Regions from separate parts of the Homo sapiens genome. Here region 1 is linked to region 2. The links are chromatin loops, found by intact Hi-C in ENCODE. Cell type or tissue: B cell. All regions are shown on one strand. Links, peaks and the distances in the headings refer to the core of each region. The heading gives the core; the rest is flanking DNA.

Region 1 (2,900 bases), core at 122-2,621, 460 kb before region 2:
GGGTGTGGCTCCCTCCACAGTGTAGCTCCCTAGCCCCCAAAAGCTGGACCTGGGCTCTCCCCAGTCACCAGAGATCCCTCTCCTTCGTCCCCAACAAAGTGTTTGGCTGGCTGCAGCAACTGTGCAGACCCTGACTAGTGGACATTCCTAAGTACCAGGGGCTCGCCTTGTGTCCCGCCAGGCTGGTCCAGAAGGCTGTTGCGGGCAGGTGGGATAAGAAATTCAGGAAGCTGAAACAGCCAGAAGGTGGAACCTGGCCGGCTCGGGGGAACTGCCTGTGGAATGGCCCAGCGCTGAATGAGTGGAACAGTGGGTGGGCCTTGAAAGCGAACTCAGGAGATGGGGCGTTGTGTATAGGCAAGTCGCTAACCGGGAGCCCCGCGCCTCATTCCGACTGGATCAGGGGGCCCCGCCTGTCCACGGTCCCCATGCGCGGTGCGCTCCCCCTCCTAGGGCCGTAATTGCCGCAGCCATCCCTACGCGTCTCCAGCCCCCGTCGTCTTTGTCCATTCGGTTCCGAGGCCGCGCTTGGACTGGGGCGCCCACGACTGACCCCGGAGGCACAGCGAACGGGGCAGCTGCAGGGACTCCCTGTCCTGCAGGCGACTGGGCTCCCGCGAGGCAGCAGGTGCCGAGGACTAGCAGCAGATCTGGTGTGCAGAACCCTGGATTCGAGTCCCGGCTTCAGAGACCCTCGGCTGTGTGACGTGGAGGCGTCGGCCGCCCTCTGAGAGCCTTCGTGGATGACAGCTGATGCTTGGGCCTACCTTCCTCGGCTGCTGAGAGGCTCAGAAGGGACCGCGTGTAAAACGCCTTGGAATCTTAAATCTACTTAATTCCATTTACCTGCTTCCCAGAAACGGTCCATGGCTTCCGTCCCGGTCATAGCGCTGCGCAGCGGGACCGTTCTGCCCCGCTGCCCTCGAACAGCCCGTCCGCGCTCCATTGCCCCTCCAGGTGCCGTTATTTTGCCTTTTAACCTGGGGCGGGAGGTTTTAGACGAGGCTGCAAGTCTGGGCCAGCGGGGACCTGAGGGTCCCTTGCAACCAGCACCCGCGACGGTGTCTACACTGGAATTCCAAGGAAAAGAGGGCTCCAGGGGCGCGACCAAGGTTTGGTCTTCTGCTGAGCGCTGCTGGATGAATCGCCAGCCTTCGCCCGCGGCCCCCTCCTCCTCATCCCTGACCCCAACTCGACAAGATCCCCCGAGCGCAGGCCCAAACTCCGCACAGCTTGTGGGCCGTGAGGTCCGGGTCTCGAAGCTCGGTCCCGCTGGGGCTGTCCCTCCGCCTCTACTTCCAGGGTAAAGACCGCGGAACCAGGCGGGGGTCTGGGGAGCCTGGCTGCGACCTCGGCTGCAGGCTTCCGCAGCTGCTTCCAGGGTGCTGTCCACCCCGTGGTGCTGAAGTGCCCCACGCCCCTCCGCCACCTACCGGAAGCCGCGTCCGCGCTACAGCCTCCACTCAGGATTCGACCCGAACTCCAAGACGCGTCCGCACTGGTCCAACAACCCTCATGGATCGTCGCCTGCCTCAACTGTTTAGACCACCGCGGGTTTCACCCGGAAGCACCGGGGAGGTCGGAGCTTGCCTGAGAGGCTCAGCGAAGGTCCATGCCTTGTTCAGTCCCAGGCAGTGCGGGACAGGTGGGCGAAGCTCGAACCCCATGCTCTGTCCCGGCACTGGCAGGAATTCACTTATTATGGAGATAGTCCTCGCTCACTCCAGACCTGTCCTGTAATTGTCTGGGCCCCGGGAAGGTTTCCCTCGGTTTTTAGAATCTCAACCGCGGTGTGGCCATCCAAGCTGTGCCAACGCTACTACCTGCGAAGCAGGAGAGAAAAACCCCTGGAATTCCTCCCGCACATCTTTCACAAAGTGAATATGCCCTTCTTTGACACTGGGTACAGCCACTTCGGGACCAGATTTTTGCTCCTGAGCATATAAAATCACAAGCTTGGGCAGGCACAGTGGCTCATGCCTGTAATCCCAGCGCTTTGGAAGGCCGGGGCGGGCGGATCGCTCGAGCCGAGGAGCTCGAGACCAGCCTGGGCAACATAGTGAAGCCCCGTCTCCACAAAAAACATAAAAATGAGTCGGGAGTGATGGCACTGCACCTGTAGTCCCAGCTACTTGGGAGGCTGAGGTGGGAGGATCACCTGAGCCCAGAAAGTTTCAGTGAGCTATGATCACACCACTGCACTCCAGTCTGGGCAACAGAGCAAGACCATGTCAAAAAAAAAGAAAAGAAAGAAAAACAAAAAGAAAAGAAATGTCTTTCCTTTTTGGAAAGCTTGGATGACCACAAGGGGGTTGAGATTCTAAAAGCCGAGGGAAAGCTTCCCAGGGCCCAGCCTCCCCATACAATTCATAGGACAGGTCTAGAGTGAATGAGGGCTACTATATCCATAAAAAGAAAGAGAAAGGAAAGACAAGACAATATTGCCCAGTGAGTCAAGCATGATCGTAGCACAAAGAAGCAGGGCACTCTTCCCCAGAGCAGGCCAGTTCAGAGAGGCAGTCCAGGGCTATGCCCCAGTATGGCTCCCGCCGTGCTCCTGCGCGGTGTCCCAGGGCCTCCTGGCACCTTCTTATCATCAGCCTGGGGCGAAATGCCAGACCAGATGGTAGAGGCAGAAGTCAAGCAGGCAGGTGCCGTCCAGGGCATTCCAGGCCAGCTGAGTGTGCAGCCAGCGCCCAATTCAGACGGCGCCCCAGGCCAAGGCTGGCCCGCTTAGGGACCGCGCTCGGGCTGGACGTCGCGCTCAGCGCGCAGGGCCCCCATGGACGTCGCGCCGCTGACCTAGCTGTCAGACATCGCCACGAGGAGTAGGCAGGCTCGGGAGGCCGAAACGCTGTGCTCACCTCGAGCACTGCCAGGCTGCTGGAGAGGCTTTCCGG
Region 2 (2,900 bases), core at 216-2,715:
GAGCCGAGTGACGTCAGCGGGGGAGAACGCCTGATTTGTGTGGTGGGCGCGGGCGGTGGGGGGAAGCGCAGTGCGCAGGCGCAACTGCCTGGCTCTGCTCGCTCCGGCGCTCCGGCCCAGCTCTCGCGGACAAGTCCAGACATCGCGCGCCCCCCCTTCTCCGGGTCCGCCCCCTCCCCCTTCTCGGCGTCGTCGAAGATAAACAATAGTTGGCCGGCGAGCGCCTAGTGTGTCTCCCGCCGCCGGATTCGGCGGGCTGCGTGGGACCGGCGGGATCCCGGCCAGCCGGCCATGGCGGGGCTGTACTCGCTGGGAGTGAGCGTCTTCTCCGACCAGGGCGGGAGGAAGTACATGGAGGACGTTACTCAAATCGTTGTGGAGCCCGAACCGACGGCTGAAGAAAAGCCCTCGCCGCGGCGGTCGCTGTCTCAGCCGTTGCCTCCGCGGCCGTCGCCGGCCGCCCTTCCCGGCGGCGAAGTCTCGGGGAAAGGCCCAGCGGTGGCAGCCCGAGAGGCTCGCGACCCTCTCCCGGACGCCGGGGCCTCGCCGGCACCTAGCCGCTGCTGCCGCCGCCGTTCCTCCGTGGCCTTTTTCGCCGTGTGCGACGGGCACGGCGGGCGGGAGGCGGCACAGTTTGCCCGGGAGCACTTGTGGGGTTTCATCAAGAAGCAGAAGGGTTTCACCTCGTCCGAGCCGGCTAAGGTTTGCGCTGCCATCCGCAAAGGCTTTCTCGCTTGTCACCTTGCCATGTGGAAGAAACTGGGTAAGTTCCCTGGCTTGTTTGGCGCCCGCCCCTTTTTCAGGCAGTTCAGGGCTTTTATGGCACCAGCCCCGCGTGGGCCCCCGGCACCCAGAGCGCAACCAAAGTATACACTGATGGAAGTGACTAAAAGCTGTAATAGCGCTTTGCTGGGTGGAGGTCCGGGCAAACCAAGCGGCCTTGGGGAAGATAGGATTGCCGTCTCCCTGCAGCCTATTCTTGCTTTATTTCCATCCTCCAAGGATCAATGGGAAGCAGTCCACTCCCTTCCCTGCTTCACTTTGGTGGCAACCAGAGGAAACGTGTTTGAAACCTGGCGCCAGATTTTGGCCAAAAGATAAATCGATGTTGCACCTGGGCCAGGCGAAGGAAAAACTGTAGTGTTTCCTTAGAGAATCTGTCATAATTCTGCTCCTGAAAGTCTTATCCCTCTCGGTTGCCTCCTACCGGTGGTGTCAGTTCTCCAGATTGACCCGGGATTGCTGGGGTTGGTTGCTGGAGTAAAGCGTAAGCTAATTTAGAAGGGCTGAAACGTAACCATCCGGCAACTTAAAGTTTTGGAAGGAATTCCGTTGTAATGATGGTGAGATGTTTTTAGGATCATAAACCTGTACTGCTTATGAAAACTAAAAACGCGGAACGTGTTGTTACCTCTTAAAAACTGGCCCCGTGTTAAGGGTGTGCGTTAGATTCTGCTTGGGTTTTCTTTTTGGAAATTGCCTTAGCTGATTGCTTTCAGATAGTTCCCAACCGGTTGTTCCTAGTTTAAAAAGTACTTATAAATTGTAACTGCCCATCAAAATAAGAAAAGGCAAGGAATTACTGTATGCTAGAAGGAAATAAAGGTCTTAAATGTCTAAAAATTTCGGTGTAGTTGTAGTTTCATCTAAGTTTTTTTAAATGTTTGTAAAGCAGGCAGGATTTCTGTGCCCAACATTTACAGAATCATCTTACAGCATTATAATTGCTTATCTATTGCAGTGAATAAATGGCATGCATCTTTGTTAGAGCAAAGAAGACAATACTTCCAGTGGTGGGAAAAAACCTTGTTTATGGCAGCATAATAACGTTGCTTTATTTTCAGCAGAGGGATAGAGACATAGAGAAAAGAGTTAGATTTAGCAAATACAGAACATTTTTAGAAAGGTATTGTCATAGAGTTGTAGATTAGCCGGTTTCAAAGTCTGTTTTCCATTTGCTTGGCTTTCTGCCAAGAGTTAGTTGATTGACTCAAAAACCAGCCACTAGGCTTGTTGGAGGCGTTTCCCATCCATCCCAGGGGCCCCTCTTTATGGATTTATTTTGTTTTTGTGTAGGCACCGTAGAGCTGAAAGCACTGTAGTGTATTGTAGAAATATGTGATATCATTGACTGCAGGGCAACGAGAAGTCGACAGCAGCACAAGAGAGGAAGACTAGGCACAGAACTATTTAGAGTGCTGTTTATTTTGCAGTATACTTGGAGTAACATGAATTTGCCATATGTTTGAACTTTAAGGATAAAAAATCTTTAAGGTATAAACTCCGTTACATTAGTATTAAATTTTTTTTTTTTTAAGAGACGGGCAGGGGCGGGGGACGGGTGTGGGCCGCCTTACTTTGTTGCCCAGGCTGGGCAACAAGCGATCCTGGGCTCAAGCGATCCTTCCTCCTCGGCCTCCGAAAGTGCTGGAATTACAGGCGTGAGCTACCCTGCCGGACCTTCAGGAACATTTTTTAATAAAGCAGGGGCCATGCTGTTAAATGTAAATATGTATGGTTTAGTTTTACATACACAGACTTTTCGAATTAAGCTGTCACTCTTATGATGCATAAAGTTTAGAGCCTTATACTCCAGAAAAATGTTAAAGTTTGTTTTGTACCACAGCTAGACCTCAGACTTCGTCCTCAAAGCTTGAAAAAAAAAAAAAAAAAAAAAGTATGCTAATTATTTTGGGAGTCTTGACAAAGGAAACGAAGGTTTAAATTTTTTTTTCAATCACAAATTCTTGGATGGCTCCACATTTTCTGTAAAGTAAACTGTAGTTTGCAATCTGCAGGCCAACCCCTTTCCTGTACATATTCAGCCTCTCCAGTAAATTATATTTGTTACACGAATTTCCATTACATTAGTCTCTACTCACCTTTTTTCAGGACACATG

Evidence for each region. Hi-C counts contacts between places; a loop is a spot of excess contacts. Peaks named below come from ENCODE experiments on the same cell type or tissue, not always from the same donor. Only the 100,000 strongest peaks of a DNase experiment are listed, where the experiment ranks them.
Region 1: it touches region 2 in a loop (2.8-fold over the local background); 4 of 110 quality-filtered maps call a loop at or near these places.

Annotation. Positions count from the first base shown.
Region 1 is chr17:60,138,573-60,141,472 of GRCh38, forward strand. No RefSeq gene overlaps it. Among named protein-coding and RNA genes, the nearest start is that of CA4, 10 kb to the right of the region's middle. RefSeq lists enhancers at 484-1,017, 1,552-2,085, 2,742-2,900. In B cell, for the core only: CTCF peaks have their summits at 1,487 and 1,689; DNase peaks (open chromatin) are centred at 720 and 1,399; H3K4me3 peaks cover 730 bases; H3K27me3 peaks cover 2,500 bases.
Region 2 is chr17:60,600,124-60,603,023 of GRCh38, forward strand. PPM1D (protein phosphatase, Mg2+/Mn2+ dependent 1D) reads left to right here and starts at 70. Exons shown (of 6, transcript NM_003620.4): 1 at 70-763. The coding sequence starts at 292. RefSeq lists enhancers at 1-979, 140-189. In B cell, for the core only: CTCF peaks have their summits at 1,196 and 1,399; DNase peaks (open chromatin) are centred at 1,208 and 1,988; H3K4me3 peaks cover 2,500 bases; H3K27ac peaks cover 1,118 bases.